Regions from separate parts of the Homo sapiens genome. Here region 2 is linked to region 1. Evidence: read pairs that join two places in POLR2A ChIA-PET (ENCODE). Cell type or tissue: Panc1. All regions are shown on one strand. Each heading gives the region's core, and the rest is flanking DNA. Links, peaks and the distances in the headings are about the cores only.

Evidence for each region. ChIA-PET counts read pairs that join two places held together with the same protein. Peaks named below come from ENCODE experiments on the same cell type or tissue, not always from the same donor. Only the 100,000 strongest peaks of a DNase experiment are listed, where the experiment ranks them.
Region 2: POLR2A ChIA-PET joins it to region 1 with 11 read pairs; 2 of 35 experiments call an interaction of 5 or more read pairs at or near these places.

What each region holds. Positions count from the first base shown.
Region 1 is chr18:3,596,681-3,604,235 of GRCh38, forward strand. The region is part of intron 7 of DLGAP1 (DLG associated protein 1); the gene reads right to left. It overlaps DLGAP1-AS1 (DLGAP1 antisense RNA 1), which reads left to right. Exons shown (of 3, transcript NR_024101.1): 3 at 1-699. DLGAP1-AS2 (DLGAP1 antisense RNA 2) reads left to right here and starts at 7,057. Exons shown (of 3, transcript NR_119377.1): 1 at 7,057-7,535. RefSeq lists enhancers at 1-548, 5,283-6,077, 6,078-6,872, 6,648-7,555, 6,873-7,555. In Panc1, for the core only: no CTCF peak of the experiment used is centred there; no DNase peak of the experiment used is centred there; H3K27ac peaks cover 2,500 bases.
Region 2 is chr18:3,799,782-3,809,102 of GRCh38, forward strand. All of the region lies in intron 5 of DLGAP1 (DLG associated protein 1), which reads right to left. Among named protein-coding and RNA genes, the nearest start is that of DLGAP1-AS3, 74 kb to the right of the region's middle. In Panc1, for the core only: no CTCF peak of the experiment used is centred there; no DNase peak of the experiment used is centred there.

The DNA of each region.
Region 1 (7,555 bases), core at 1,162-3,661:
AGTGTGATAAATGCTTGTTACATGAAGGCGTGAACAGGGATGAGAAGAGACTTCCTGGAGAAACAAAAGGACTAACAATCAGGAAGGGGAGGTGATCGGGGCAGGAGTAAAGTGGACACCTCAGCAAAGCCATTCGCTGTGATCTCTGATTGTGCAGTGTCATGTCCTGTCACCAGAGCCCCCTCGTGTTTGATGTTGGCCAATGCCGCCAGCATGATCTAGCAGGCCAAATCCTAATCTACCATTCTCTGACACCAGCTGGTCCCCTGGGTCGTCCACCCGATGTCCCCCATTCTCCCCACTTGGCCTCCCCCACAGGCTCTCGGCAAAGGACCGTGGGAGGCACCTGTGACACTGCCCTTTTCCTGTGCAGCTGTTTTTCTTCTTCATTCTTTTCACTCCTCGTTACTCTTTTTTTTTTCACTCTCAGCCCACACAAAACTAGGAACTTTGTTATTCTACTTATTTTTCTGTACTCTGTCTGTTTGCACACAGATGGATATCTGAGAGCCAGCGAACTTTCTTTACCTCCTAGTATCATTTCATGAAAATTAGTAGCACCTGCACAATGGGGCCTTGGAGACAGGAATAAAAGGAAAAATCTGGAATGGAATCACATGACGCAACAGGCTATGAAGACTCCCTGCCCGGCTGCTATATGTCTGGTAAACAGAATAAATAGTACTTGAGCATCCCTGACTCTGAGACTGTGGGGTAGCTGGTTGTTTTAAGATGGGACCAGGGTATTGTGCACTTATTGCCAATTCTTGCTTCAGTAAGTGGGGTGGCTGTGCAGAGTGAGTGGCCTGTGTATGAACCAGGGTCCGTCCCATCTAATGAGAGTCCGGTCAGGCTGAGTCCTCACCAAGACTTCAGCGTGGATTCATCAGTAACCTTGGTTCACTGGCAGGCTTGCTGGACTTTGGAGAAAAGGCTGACCCTCCCCCAAAGCAGCCCATTGCTGCCACTGCCCTAGGAACAGAGGGCCTGGAGCCAGGGCTTGACCTGGTACAGGAGCTTTTGCACAAGGCCGGCTCAAACCTCCAAACCTGGGGAAACAGGATGCATGGTGAAGTGAAGAAGAAAGAAAATGCATCCACCGTTCCTTCCTGTTGGTGTCAGCACGATGAGGAATAATTACCTGGATCTGGAAAGCAGGCGTGTGGGAGGCTGCAGGCCCCCCTGATCTGTGTAGTTAGGCACTTAATTTTTCATCCTCCTCCTTCTCTCTGCCCTCCCGAAACCGCCGTTTTCAAAGGAAAAACAGAAAAACGTATCTGGGTAACCCGTGTAATACTGTTTACATCAGCCCACTTGGCCCAGAAAGGATACCAGCTCCTTACTGATGCTCAGATAACAGGGTTAGTGCTTAAAAAAATTATGCCTTGGGCCGGGTGCGGTGGCTCACGCCTATAATCCCAGCACTTTGGGAGGCTGAGGTGGGTGGATCACAAGGTCAAGAGATCAAGACCATCCTGGCCAACCAACATAGTGAACCTGTCTCTACTAAAAATACAAAAAGTAGCTGGGCGTAGTGGCGCATGCCTGTAGTCCCAGCTGCTCGGGAGGCTGAGGCAGGAGAGTCGTTTAGGCCTGGCAGGCGGAGGTTGCAGTGAGCTGAGATTGCGCCACACTGCACTCCAGCCCAGGCGGTGGAGTGAGTCTCCATCTCAAAAAAAAAAATTCTGTCTCATTCATTATCCAACTTTGTCACTGATAGAGAAGGACATAGATCCAGAGAAGAACTTGTCCAGGTGACCCCAGGGCTCTTTCCCCCTCCATTACTTTTTTTTTTTTTTTTTTTTGAGCCAGAGTCTGGCTCTGTCACCCAGGCTGGAGTGCAGTGTCACAATCTTGGCTCACTGCATCCTCTGCCTCCTGGGTTCAAGCTATTCTCCTGACTCAGCCTCCCTAGTAGCTGGGATTACAGGTGCATGCCACCCCGCCCAGCTAATTTTTGTATTTTTAGTAGAGATGAGGTTTTAACTTGTTAGCCAGGCTGGTCTTGAACTCCTGACGTCAAGCGATCTGCCTGCCTTGGCCTCCCAAAGTGCTGGGATTAAGGGCGTGAGCCACCGCGCCCGGTCCCCTCCATTACTCCTTAAGTGTCCCTTAAAGACTGTATTTATTTATTTGAAACAGAGTCTTGCTCTGTCACCCAGGCTGTTGTGCAGTGGCATGATCTTGGCTCACTGCAACCTTCTGCCTCAGCCTCCTGAGTACCTGAGACTACAGGCGGGCGCCACCACACCCGGCTAATGTTTGTCTTTTTGGTAGAGATGGGGGTTTCACCATGTTGGCCAGGCTGGTCTCGAACTCCTGATCTCAAGTGATCTGCCCCCTTCAGCCTCCCAAAGTGCTGGGATTACAGGCGTGAGCCACTGCGCCCAGCAAAGACTGTGTTTAAAATACTACCTTTCTGTTAGGTACTTGTCATTTGCCAAAATTAAATAAAAACAGTCTAGGAACCTAGGAACCTGTGAAGTCAGTACTAAAATCTATACCAATTTACTCCACAAACCCCCATCCTCCTCCTCGTTGGTTGAGTGTTTAATAAAGCCAGGCGCTTTACCTATAGTCTCATTAAATTAAAAACAATCCTGCATAGGAAGTCAGGATCTCAATTTTGCAGATGAAAAGGAGGCTTATCTGGGCATGCCCAGCAAGGTCTGGGGAACGCCCCTTAATGGAGTACTTGAATTTGTCTGCAGGGAGAGGTGGCATCACCGCACTGTAAATAGTTTCCGAGGTCAAGTTTGGCTAGTGGCTTTTAGAATTGGGGCAGAAGGATGCCATCCTACTCCCACCTTCAGAGGCATCTCAGGTTCTGGAGCTCTGTGCTAACTAAGCCCACCTGTGGAGGGTGGCAATGGAGTGGTGACAGGCGTGCAAGGTTTCACGTCTTTAAAGAAAAGACAGCTCCAAGGACAGAGAGTTTTTTGTTGTTTGTTTTGTTTTTTGAGACAGTCTCACTCTGTTGTCAGGCTAGAGTGTAGTGGCGCGATCTCGGCTCACTGCAACCTCCACCTCCCGGGTTCAAGCGATTCCCCTGCCTCAGCCTCCCGAGTAGCTGGGACTACAGGAGGCGCCACCACGCCCGGCTAATTTTGGTATTTTTAGTAGAGATGTAGTTTCACCATGTGGGCCAGGATGGTCTCGATCTCTTGACCTTGTGATCCGCCCACCTCGGCCTCCCAAAATGTTGGGATTACAGGCGTGAGCCACCATTCCCAGCCAATTTTTTTTTTTTTTTTAAAGAGACAGGGTCTCGCTCTGTTGCCAGGGCTGGAGTGCAGTGGTGTGATCATGGCTCACTACATCCTCTAACTCCTGGGCTCAAGCGAACCTCCCACTTTAGCCTCCGGAACAGCTGGAACCACAAGCGCACACCACCACATCCAGCTAAGTTTTAAAAAACTGTTTGTAAAGACAGGGTCTCACTATGTTGCCCAGGGTCAAGGTCAGATTTGTTAATCCTTCTGACATTGTCTCCTGTTGGAGTTCTGGATGTTCATTAGTTCATCACCATGCATGTGATTCACACACTGTACTCAGAAACATTCTTTTTTCTTGTTTTTGTTTTTTTATGAGACGGAGTTTCTCTCTTGTCACCCAGGCTGGAGTGCAATGGCACGCACGATCTCGGCTCACTGCAACCTCCACCTCCCCGGTTCAAGCAATTCTCCTGCCTCAGCCTCCCGAGTAGTGCCACCACTCCCAGCTTATTTTTGTATTAGTAGAGACGGGGTTTCACCATGTTGGCCAGGCTGGTCTCGAACCCCGGACCTCAGGTGATCCACCTGCCTCGGCCTCCCAAAGTGCTGGGATTACAGGCATGAGCCACCGTGCCTGGCCAGAAACATTCTTTTTATTCGTTTTTATTATAATTGTAGTAAGGGCCCTGGTAGGGGATTTGAACTGTTTCTTTCCACAGTGTGGAATGATGTCTATATACATTACAGAATGGAGATATAGATATCTATAGAGATCTATAGATATCTATAGAGATCTATATAGATATCTATAGCTATATAGATATAGAGATATAGATATATATAGATATATAGATATATATAGATATATAGATATATATAGATATATAGATATATATAGATATATAGATATATAGATATATATAGATATATAGATATATATAGATATATATAGATATATAGATATATATAGATATATAGATATATAGATAGATATATAGATATATATAGATATATAGATAGATATAGATATATATAGATATATAGATAGATATATAGATATATATAGATATATAGATAGATATATAGATATAGATATATAGATATATAGATATAGATAGATATATAGATATATAGATATAGAGATAAAGATATAGATAGATATATAGATATATAGATATATAGATAGATATATAGATATATATATTTTTTGAGACAGAGTCTCACCCTGTGGCTCAGGCTAGAGTGCAGTGATGTGATCTCAGCTCACTGCAACCTCCACTTCCCGGGCTAAAGCAATTCTCCCACCTCAGCCACCCAAGTAGCTGGGATTACAGGCACCTGCCACCATGCCAGCTATCTTTTGTATTTTTAGTAGAGATGGGGTTTCACCATGTTGATCAGGCTGGTCTCGAACTCCTGACCTCAAGCAATCCACCCGCCTCGGCCTCCCAAAATGCTGGGTTTACAGGTGTGAGCCACTGCGCCTGGCCCAGAATGGAGTAATCTGATGTGGTCTTACAGATAAACACTTCACATATGCAAGGGTGTGTGTGTGTGTGTGTGTGTGTTTTAACTCATCTTTTCCATTCTCTTCCCAACCCCTCCTTTCCCATCTGCTACCCTCAGGCTACAGTTCGACTTCACAGATAGAAAAATAAAACCTACGGCTGGGCATGGTGGTTCACGCCTATAATCCCAGCACTTTGGGAGGCCGAGGTGGGCCAATCGTTTGAGGTCGGGAATTTGAGACCAGCCTGACCAACATGGTGAAACCCTGTCTCTACCAAAAATACAAATAAATTAGCCGGTCATGGTGGCCTGCCCCAGTAATCCCAGCTACTTGGGAGGCTGAGGCAGGAGAATCGCTTGAACCAAGGAAGCGGAGGTTGCAGCAAGCCCAGATCACGCCACTGCACTCCAGCCTGGGTGACAGAGCGAGACTCCATCTCGGAAAAAAAAAAAAATTAGCTGGGCGTGGTGGCGAGTACCTGTAATCCCAGCTACTCAGGAGGCTGAGGCAGGCGAATCGCTTGAACCCGGGAAGCGGAGATTGCAGTGAGTGGAGATCGGGCCACTGCACTCCAGCCTGGGCTACAGTGCGAGACTCCTTCTCAAATGAATGAATAAATAAATAAATAAAACATATGATTTACCTTGGCCCACTATAATTTTGCACTACAGGGTGGCAGCTCCGTGCTATGTACAAGCCGGGTGCCGCGCAGCTTTGATGCTGCCCAGGACACTGACCTAAAAGTGTGTCTGCAAGTACTCTCACCCTTCATTCATTCAAGCTTTGCCTAGTACACACTTTTTGGAAACCATTTCCCAAAATGCATGCTTTTATACCACATTTCCCACCCACCAGATAACCGAGACAGTGCACGTAACACAGTTTGAATTAAAGAATAATCTTGTTTTGGCCGGGCGCGGTGGCTCACGCCTGTCATCCCAGCAATTTGGGAGGCCGAGGCGGGCGGATCACGAGGTCAGGAGATCGAGACCATCCTGGCTAAGACAGTGAAACCCCGTCTCTGCTAAAAATACAAAAAATTAGCCGGGCGTGGTGGCGGGCGCCTGTAGTCCCAGCTACTCGGGAGGCTGAGGCAGGAGAATGGCGTGAACCCGGGAGGCGGAGCTTGCAGGGAGCCGAGATCGCGCCACCGCACTCCAGCCTGGGCGACAGAGCGAGACTCCGTCCAAAAAAAAAAAAAAAAAAAAAAACAAAGAAACTTGTGTTGGTAGACAAATAAATTCATGAACTGCAGATATAAATAGATCGAGCACTAGATATGTTTATTATCTCCAGCACAGCACTGCCTCCTGGTGCGGATTATATTCCAGTTTTCAAAAGGAACCATAGAAGATACAAGCAATACGATTTTATTTTGGAGGGATTTCTAGCATCATAGGTCAAAGACGTTATTAAGTATCGACTCTGAAAAAGCAACTATAAATACTGCAAATCGACTAAGCCAGAGGACGCAAATATATCCTGCGTGTTGTGTGCTGGACTGTGGTTGAGACTTCATGGTCGTGCTCTGGGCTCATGGGGGCAGCTGACTGCTCATAATTAAGATTGCTGTTGCCGCTGCCTGTGTTCCAAAGAGAACACAAGAGGACAGAGCTAAGGTGTAGGAATGCGGAAGAACTTGCAGAAACTAGAGCTAGTCTTCGGATTGAAATGAATTACCAATAAAGGGTTGGGAAATGGATCAAGGAGAGGGAAGCGTTTTGATGGTCCCTGCTCCGAGGTTCAGCCCATTTGCAGTTGCTGATAACCTTGTCAGGTCACCAGATAAAGGCAAGTCTTGTCACCCTCAGGCACCTGGCTGCGAAGTAATAAAACGGTTGCCTTATCATCTAAAGGTGGAGTGAGTCAAACCTCAGCCCAGGGTAATTATAGTAAACTGAAATTGCCTGTCCTTTACAAAAAAAAAGGCGGAGGGAGAGAGAAAGGAAAAGGGCTTAAGGCAGGAAATTGTGTTTGTCTTTCTCCTTGGATTTAAAAAAGAAACGAGCAAAACAGCAAAAAGTTTTCCAGGGAGTGAGAAAAGCAGCCCGGCTAGACTCCCCTCACCCTGGGTTAACAGGATTGCCGACAGATCAGGCCCACGTGATGGTCAAGAAAAGAGGCTCAAGCTGATGAAAATCCAAGAAATCTTCTTAGGAGCCTTCCTTTCTAAATGTAAATGACTGAGTCATTGCTTTGCTAAGGAGGGAAGGAAGTTACAATCACACCAAGTGACTCATTCATTGCTGTTAGCTCCGGCAGTTGGATGAAAAGTTTTAGCAAAAGCAGCAACAAATGTACTTTAAATACTAGCACAGTAAGGGAATTCCTGTCTTTCAGGATGAATGCCATCCACACAAAAGAGCTCCTGTTGACATCTCATTTACAATCTCCCCCAGGACACAGACAAGACCCTTTCAATAAATCCAGCTCAGAAACACCTATTGTTCAAAATCTTCAACTCGCCACAGGCTACCACCACTCCCTATGGCTTTGCAAAATTAAAGATTTAGAAGAAGGATGGGGCGGTGGAAGCTATGAAAAGAGGCAGGAAAAAAGTTCCTTTGACCCGATGCTGTCAGAGAGCGTGCATGAAGAAGAAAGTTAATGGTATTTCCATTTATATAAGAAGCGCCTAAGAAATGCCTGTGACGTTCGTGAACTAGTGATTGTGAATTCCAAATTTGATGCCAACTTTATGTGTAAAGAAGCTAACTCCTGCCAACATCGTGGCTGAATGAACAGCTGGGACTATGCTTAACCCATTCCCAGCTTATAAAAGCCCCATGGCAGCTGCAGTGAAGCATCAGGTGAGTCTGATATGGGCTGT
Region 2 (9,321 bases), core at 3,892-6,391, 210 kb after region 1:
ATAAATTTTTCCCCAAGGATCATTCCTCCCTCCCGCTAATACTCCTCTACCTGAGATGATTGTTTTCTTTAAGACAGCCAAGGAAAGAGAAATGACAATGAGGATCTTAACCTGTTATCTGAATAGTGAAGTCCATCTCAAAATATTCAAAAAGGAAGAGAAGCTGGAAAATTCTAACTGTTGATCAAATATTACCACTGCTGTAAGTTAAAAAAAAATCCACCTAATTTTAAAATGGCCCCTAGATTGTTCTTCCCATGGTAGATTGCTTATACTCAACCCCGAGTGGCATAGTCTCAGAACCCAGTCTTCCCAGCAGGGAATTGGAACAGCAGGTTTTATGATTATACTTTCCTATTTTGGTGGGTGGGAACATATTTTACTTTATATCTTGCTTTTTGCTTCATTTTCATTTTCTTTAAGTGATTAAGTGCTTTGAGATGCCAAGCCTTCATGTTTATTGAAGTTACTTTTACACTTTTAGCTAATTCCTGCACTCTTGTCCAAGGCCTGTACTCCCATGACCATGCTGATATGTTATGAATATCTCTTTTTGTTATAACTAGGCCTTTTTGTCTTCCATTCCTTTGCATAAAGAATATTACCCATTCAACTAGGGAAGTGGTTGTATAAATTATAGTACAGGAATATAATGGAATACTTTGCCATTGTTAAAAAGAGTGTGGTTAACCCACAAGCATTTATATAAAACAATGTTTAAGACCTAATTTCAAGTGAAAAGAGCAAATTGTAGAACAGTATGTATAAAGAAAGTTTAGACATGGGTATATATAATATATGCTTAGAACATTTCTGAAAAGATTCATAAGAAACAGAATTCTTACCTCTATGGAGGGCTAAAAAGGGAATGAAGAGGGGAGGGGGACTTTAACACATTATTAAAATATTTCTTGGTGGTGTTAAAATTTTTATGAGTATTATATTTTGTAATAATAAAAAAGGAAATCTTCCCATTATTTCTAAATAAAAAAGAGACATGTGGGTATGGTGTATATTGGAGAATGGCGTATCACTACGGCAAGCAAGACAAAATAATAGCAGCAGCAACAAGGAGATCTGACCTGTGGTATTAGGCTGTTTTTGGGTCACTAGAAAGAAATACTTGAAGCTGGGTAATTTATAAAGAAAAGGGTTTTAATCAGCTCATGATTCTGCAGGGTTTATAGGAAGCACGGTGCTGGTAGCTGCTTCTGGTGAGTCTTCAGGAAGCTTACAATCATGGCTGAAGATGACAGGGTGTCAGCATGACACACGGTGAGAGCAAGGGAGCAAGAGGGTGGGGAGGTGCCACACTCTTGAACAACCAGATCTTGCGTGAACTCAAAGTGAGAACCCAGTCGTGTTGATGAGGACGGCACCAAGCCATTCATTAGGGATCCGCCCCCAAGACCCAAACACCTTCCACCAGGCCCCACCTCCAACACTGGGGATTACATTTCAACATGGGATTTGGAGGGGACAAACACCCAAACTATACCACCTGTCCTTGGTTGGCTTTTGATTTTTGGTGTCCTTATTTATCTGTGTAACTTCGTATATCAGCCCTTTCCGGTACCATCCTAATCTCTGCTTCTACCATTCTTTCCCTGCAGCAGTACAACTTTCTCTTGTCTCTTACTTGATTTCAAACTGTCTCCAATTTGTCTCTCTCTATCTCATCTAGAGGCAGGCTAGTATAGTGGTTGATAACATGGGCTCTGAATTCAAATCCCGACTGTGACACTTCTAGCTCTGTGACCTTGGAAAGTCAATTAAATTTATGTGCCCCAGTTTCCTCCTTGTATAACCTAGTTAATAATGATTCTTGTCTTATAGGTACTATTAGTTATTATGTGAATTGTGTCTGGCACAGAGGAAGTGCTTCTAAGTGTTAGTCATTACTATTCTTCAAGGTGATTTTTTGGGGGGTTAAAATTAGATATATTTCAACAAGAAAAACAAATAAAGAAGCCAAAAGAAAAAAGTAAGAGAAAAGCACAAGAAATGCAGCAAAAACCACCCAGAAAGCCTCTTCACGAGAAGAATGACTGCTGAGATGTTAGAAGATATCCTTCCATACATATATACTCATGTAAATAATATAGAATATACTTTCATCTAAATAAGAAAAAAAATCTCTCTTGTAATTGGCTTTTTGACTCCACGCCACGCAGGCCATCTGTGTTTTTGTTTGTTTGTTTGTTTGTTTGTTTGTTTTTTTGAGATGGAGTCTTGCTCTGTCACCCAGGCTGGAGTGCAGTGGCGTGATCTTGGCTCACTGTAACCTCTGCCTCCCAGGTTCAAGTGATTATTCTGCCTCAGCCTCCCAAGTAGCTGGGACTACAGGTGTGTGCCACCATGCCTGGCTAATTTTTGTATTTTTAGTAGAGATGGGGTTTCACCATATTGGCCAGGCTGGTCTTGAACTCCTGACTTTGTGATCCGCCCGCCTCGGCCTCCCAAAGTGTTGGGATTACAGGCATGAGCCACCGACCCCGCCACGCAGGCCATCTTTCTAAAACAACACTTACATCACTTCATTATCTGGCTCGGCTATCAGTGGTTTCCTATTGCTCACTTTATTAAAACAAAATGAATTCTCTGGATATGTAAGGATCTTACTTAGAAAAGTCCTCACTTTCTATCCAAAGATGGCTTCCCATTTTTAAATACTCTTCTAATACATCAGTCAGCTTAATTTCTTTATACTCAGACAAAATTCCTCCTCCGTAGTCTGTTGCCTCTCAGTGATTATTCAGATTCCAAATCGAATCCTTTCTCTTTCATGAAGTCATCCCTTCCTATTTTCAATTCCTATTAGTTTTTCTTTTTTTTGGACAAATATAGCACTTTTAGTTAGCGGTAACATACATAATGTAATTTCAAAACTTACAAATAATGATACAAAATTGTTTTCATTGCTCTTGGCGGCACTGAATCGTATATGTGCAGTGGAGACAGAGCCTTATAGCTCTCTTGTCTCCCTCAGGGCATTTAGCAGCTTGAAAACTTTGATTCCTCTGGAAAGAAGTCTTGGTTGAGAGTGAGATGACTTGGGTCCTAAACCTTGCTGAAGAGCTTAAGCGAGGCACCTCTTTACTTGGGGCCTCCATATCCTCATTTGCAATATAAAAGGGTTGGAATCATCTTTGAGGATCCTTTTAGTTTTGCTTCTAAGATTTTTTATTCATTCTCTCTCTGAAGAAAGGCTACCTAAAAATAATGCCATTGGTAAAGTGGTAAATGTTTAGAAACTGACTTTTTGGGAGGAAGAAGCTCTGCCTCGTAGAGCGTGTCGATTTCCATGGTGTAAATATTTCCATCACGGCCAATATCAGGCTCCCAGGATGACAAAACTGAATATGGAGTTGGGAAGAGATGTCCACCATTGGCTCTCATTGGACGACTGGACCCCCCCTAGCATTGTGGAGTGGCTCCTTTCAATGAAGAAATGCAGCCTCAGGCTAGATGAGCACAGCCAGCTAGCTTCGTCTCCAGCTTCTCTCACTCTAAAACTCCAACACAATCTTTCTTCACTGAGTGGAGAAGGCGACGACAATGGAAAGTGCTCCCAGCTTGGCTTTTCAAACCCAGGCTCTGAAGGCACAAACCCCAGGAGGAGGCCAGTCTTCTCAGGCACTTGTACCCACAGCAGTGTCCATCTCTTTTGGAATCTGGCACAGGAATGATGCTACCGAGGTGGTGGCAATTTTATATGCAGTTGGTAATTTGGATCTGTTCCGAGAGCTCTCAGCTCTGCCTTTTCTGGGAAAGAGGTGTGGTCCAAAGAACTAAAAGAAGGTTCTGAGCTGTAAGTCAAGAACAATGTACAGATGGTGGAAACAGTCTCCAGACTGTTCAGGGAAAAGTCCTCAGAGTTTCATGAGTCAGTGGGAGGAAAGAAGTTGGAGAGAAAGTAGAGGGCTGGAGCCGAAGACCCAGGCTCTGCCTCGTGAGGCTCACAACCATGAGAAAGCCTTGGTGTATCAGTAAAGTGTTGGTTAAAAATCAACTCGAAATTCCTTCTGACACCGTTGGGAGGATCTTATCATATGTACTAAAAACATTTGATGACTGTTATTTATACTTATTTATGTTAAACAATAGGAAGAAAATTAAAATATTACTAGCTATCAGGATAGATGATATTTTCTCTTCATTGGTTTATGTAGGTTCATATATATATATATATATATATATATATATATATATATATATATATAATTTTTTTTGAGACAGTCTGGCTCTGTCGGCCAGGCTAGGGTACAGTGGCAAGATCTTGGTTCACTGCAACCTCTGCCTCCCGAGTTCAAGTGACTCAGCCTCCTGAGTAGCTGGGATCACAGGCGCACGCCACCACACCCAGCTAATGTTTGTATTTTTAGTAGAAATGGGGTTTTGCCATATTGGTCAGGCTGGTCTTGAGCTCCTGGCCTCAAGTGATCTGCCTGCCCTGGCCTCCCAAAGTGCTGGGATTACAGGCATGGGCCACCAAGCCCAGCCACAGATAATTTTTAAAGAATGTTGCAGTAGTTAATGTGATCATTGAAGAACACCCTTCCCAACTTCAAAAGGACTAGTTAATGCTGGTGCTCCCTGCCCCCTCATAGAACTAGAAGGAACTGGGATTCCCCAGATGAACTGAAGGAAATACGCTAATATTCAAAGTGGATAACAATACTAGGGATGGCTGCGTGGATATTTTTAACATGCTAATGTGTACCTGCCAGACTGAGCTCCCAGCCTCCAGGTGGGCTGGCAATGCAAAGTAGGGTTGAGAAGGAACAGGGAGCTTTTCAGAGAACCACAGATTCAGAAGCAGAGGGAGGGGGAAGAATTGAAGAGAACACAGACGCAGTGAAAGGATGCTGGGCAGATGTTAGATGGCAGCTCAACTCAACCACTGCGCATTAAAGTTACTCATGGAGGGTACTGTTCAGGGCACTTTAGGCATAGAGGGATTGTGTAATGATGCGTTAGCATTTGTTCAACATCCCCTCTGGGATGACGACTCTGTGCCAAGTGCTTCAAAAACATTCTTTCAGATAGCATTGAATCTCTTCCTACACGAGGGACAGAGAAAATAAACCAGTGCTTAAGAAAGCTATATTACCTTGAGAAATGTTAACACAGTGCTTCGGGAATTCTTAGGAGGAAGAAATAATGGCTGACAGCCAGAGGTTAAATTTGAGAAGAAGATTTAAAAGAATGGAGACTTTCTTCTCATCTTCTCCCCCATTAGATCGCAAGTTCTGTTGTACTGGGAATCCTGACTACTATAATATATCCCAATGCTTAGCACATAGTAGGTGGCCAAAACTGATAATAATGATGGCGATAGCTAACATATGTGGAGCAACTACTGTGTGCCAGGGACTGTGCTAAGTGCGCCACATACACTGCACCTTCTCGAATCTGCATAATTACCCTTGAACAACCAGTGGCTTGTTGAAGTGGCGTGATGTTACTTCCCATACAAGTGTTCTGTGCTTGTAAGGGAATAGCAGGAAAGAAGATCTCAAAGGAGAATGGTGTCTTACTGTGACACTTTTGAATGTTACATTTGGAACTTTGTGCCTAGACAACATGGGATTCAGAGATAATTTTTTAGCAACCTGGTAGAAAGTCTTAGAGAAGGAGTTGGAGCAGAGAGAGGCTGGGGGCGTCAATACAAATTGGTCCATTGCAATCACTCAAGTGAAAAATAGTAAAGCTGGAAGAGGTAAGAGGTGAGTTGCAAAGTTTCAAGACTGTATTTAAAAAATGGTCATTCCACTGATAGAAAGGGAAGTGTCAGGAAGAGAAGTGATATATTTAGGGAGTACTGTGTTATGTGGGTGCTTTGAAATCTCTTCTTCCTGAATGCTGAGCTTGAAAATACAGGATCAATGCACATGATCAGACGATGGTGCAGATCTTATGCTAAAGTCTTAGACTCTTTAGGCTGTAAAGATCTTATATAGATATTTTGTCTGTCTTGCTCAGGCAGAATTATCAAAGGTCTCAGAGGAATATAACTCAGCTTGTTTCAAAAGAGGCCTTGGAAGTTTTCTCTAACAATTTCCAAATTAATTGATGTGATAATTAATAACTTTGCACTTAGAAGTTCCTCCTTGCAGCTAACCTGAATTCCTTGGGCTGCAATTTTGATCTCATTTCCTCCTGGTTTATAGATAGGAATGTTGATGATGTTGCTATTTCAAATGCATCTTCTGTAAAGATACATTTATTTAGGACTTACACCCAGCTTGCTTCTAAAAAGGATTAGAGGCAGCTCCTAATATGTCCACCTAGGCTTCCTTTTAAAGAAGCTTTTCTCATTCCTGCAAAATGTCTTCCATCTGCATGCATAAGAAGAATTTCTTTAATAATAAATGATACAGCAAAAGTAAAGCTAATAACGAACTATGCTGACAAAATAGTAACCTGTAAACAAAACAAAACAAAAACAAAAAGAAACAAAAAACCACAATCCTTTCTTATGCCAGGCAATGCAGATTTTTCTCATCAGAAAATAATTTTGACCAAAACTATCAATTTTAACACCGCCAGCCTCTGAATTTTAAGTTCCTTTCTTCTTTGTAGTGCCTGCTTTTGCCATTCTTAGACTCGTGTGTGTGTATGTGTCTGTGTGTATTTTTCTCTTCCACTTGACTCTGGAAAACCAGATTTTAGTAAAGCATTTAGTGAATATTGAAACCAAGGTATAAATGATGGACACAGTACTTAAATTATTAAAGGTACCAAATGTTTGTTGCATGAATAAATGAGTGAGTGAGTGATTGCATGAATATAATTTGTGATTGTAATTAGGGTGTTCTCTTTACCTCGTTGTCTGCACTTTAACGGGAACATAGATATTAAATTGAATAAATGGCAGGTGGCAGACAGAAAAGACGAAGGAATTTTGAGGCTCTCTGCAAAGAGAAGCCGTCCTGGAAGGACAGTGGGCAGCATCTCTGATCAGCACTACCTAAAGGAAGTGAGGAGTCTTTGTTGCCAGAAACCTTAGCCAGGGCCTTCCCTGCTCCCCTCCCTCTGCTGTCTTAGGGCTTTGTTTACACAGCCCCTTGAAGCCAGCTGTCAAGGGTGCAAACCTGGTCTGCCATCCTTTGAAGAAGGTTCAGGTTACACATGGTAAGCCACAGAACAGAGAAGGCCCAGGATTCATTATTGTATTAGTCTCCACAGAGCTGAACCCAGGCTCCTAAGAGTCCGTCCCTTCTTCCTGTGTCCTCTGTCAGCCAGCGCCTTCTGCAGCTCTGATCCTTTGGTCATTGGTCCTTCTTTCCTGCACCTGAGGCTAAGCCTGAGTCAAGATGTTCTCAAGATCCTTCCTGTTTCAGCTGCATGTCTGATGTTTACACTTGCGACTCAGAACTCACTTCACTGCAGGCTTCTGACGCCCCTTCAAATCCATGCTTCACTCTCACAATCTGTTTTGAATGTCTGTTTTTCCTGGGTACCACTTCTCAGTTGTCCACACCCAGTTGATCTTCCTTTCCCCTCCATTATTAAACATCTTTTAAATAGCTCATCACTGCAGTCTTAGTAAGTTCAACTTTCCGTCCAGCTTTTTATCTTTTCTGGTTTCAACACCTGGGCTCAAATCTTAGCTCTGACATTTGATTGATAGGTAACCTTAAAAAAGTTATTTAATCTCTCTGAGATGGAAATTTGTCATTTGTAAAATGGGCAAAATTGCATGCATAGAGTTCTGATGATCAAAAGAAAACACGTATGTAAAGCCCGTAGCACTCAGTCAGGCACTTAGAACCTTGTTAAAATGTAAATATCCCTCCTACTTAAAAAAAAATTATTTTAAGTTTTGGGATACGTGTACAGGATGTGCAGGTTTGTTACATAGGTAAACGTGTGCTCTGGTGGTTTGCTGCACCTATCAACCCATCACCTAGGTATTAAGCCCAGCATGCATTAGCTATTTATCCTGATGCTCTCTCCCTCCCCCAATCCCTGACTCTTAACTTTTAAAAATGTCTCATTCCTTCTCTCTAGAAAAGTATCGGGACTTTCTTTTATTCTTTTGCCTCCTTTAAAGGCACACAAGGAGTTCTCTCCTCTCTATAGTCATGATCATTGTAGAGACTTTTCAGTCTACGCAGGCTTCCTTTCAACACAGGCTTCCTTTCAACACAGGCTTTTCTAAAGAGTAATTATATAGCAAGAAACCAGGATTTGGTACAGACTACAATACTCACACATGCCCACATCATTTGGAGGAGGGCATTCATATCCCAATGAAGGAACATTTTTTTAAAAACTAGGAGTGGTGATCTGGGACTCAATGTAATAGGCGATTGCTTGTATTAGCTGTTTTTTTCTTTTTTAAATAAAGCTGATTTCTAACAAATATTTGAAAGGTATTTAGATAATTTGTAGATGAGCAAGTGATAATTTTTCTGTGAGCAAGAATGACTTTCCCTGTTTTAAACGTGTCGCGTTTCTTATTATATTGGAAAGTGGGAGTGGGGAGTTAGAAGTATAGAGGATAATAGAAGAAAGTATTATAGTCAGGTCGCGTTTCTTATTATATTGGAAAGTGGGAGTGGGGAGTTAGAAGTATAGAGGATAATAGAAGAAAGTATTATAGTCAGGGAAGAATGGGACACTACCCTGGGTTTATATCACTGATCACTGAGGACGTAAATTCACAATTTCGTGTGGCAGGTTGTATTTTCTTGTTCTCCCTACTTTGTGAGGAGCATTTGCTATTATACGTTACAATGATACGGAGGAACAGGTAGGAGAGGAACAAAAAAGCATTTAGGCAAAACAGAGACATTTCATACTACTTAGAACAGAGATGGGATGATACAAATTGCTATGTTCCCAATACAGTTCATATCTTTGGGGAAAAAATAGCGATGCTCCAATCTTCATCCCATCCCCCTCTTTCTCTAACAAGAAAAGGAAAACGAGGAGCAGTAGGTAGGTAGGAGGGGAGTGTATGACGTGAGGAACAGGCAAGGACACAGCATGTCCAGGAGGAGAAAAGGGGAGCAAAAAACGTATACAAGATAAACAACAACAACAACAAAAGAGACTCCAGCAAGAGGCTATGGTTTTGGGCTCCTCACGTAGAAATCAATGCATTTAAAATATCCAGAATTAAAGTTGAAGAAGAACACTCCATCTACCTCTTCTCAAATTATTTTCTTTACCAATACTACTTCCTTTTGTCTTTAAACTGTGAACCACTACTCTACTGTGCCTTGTTCTTACAATTATACACGTCAGTGCTGAAAGGTTCCTGGGAGACATTTCCTGTAGACTAAGGATAGCACCTGTGGGCATCTCGGA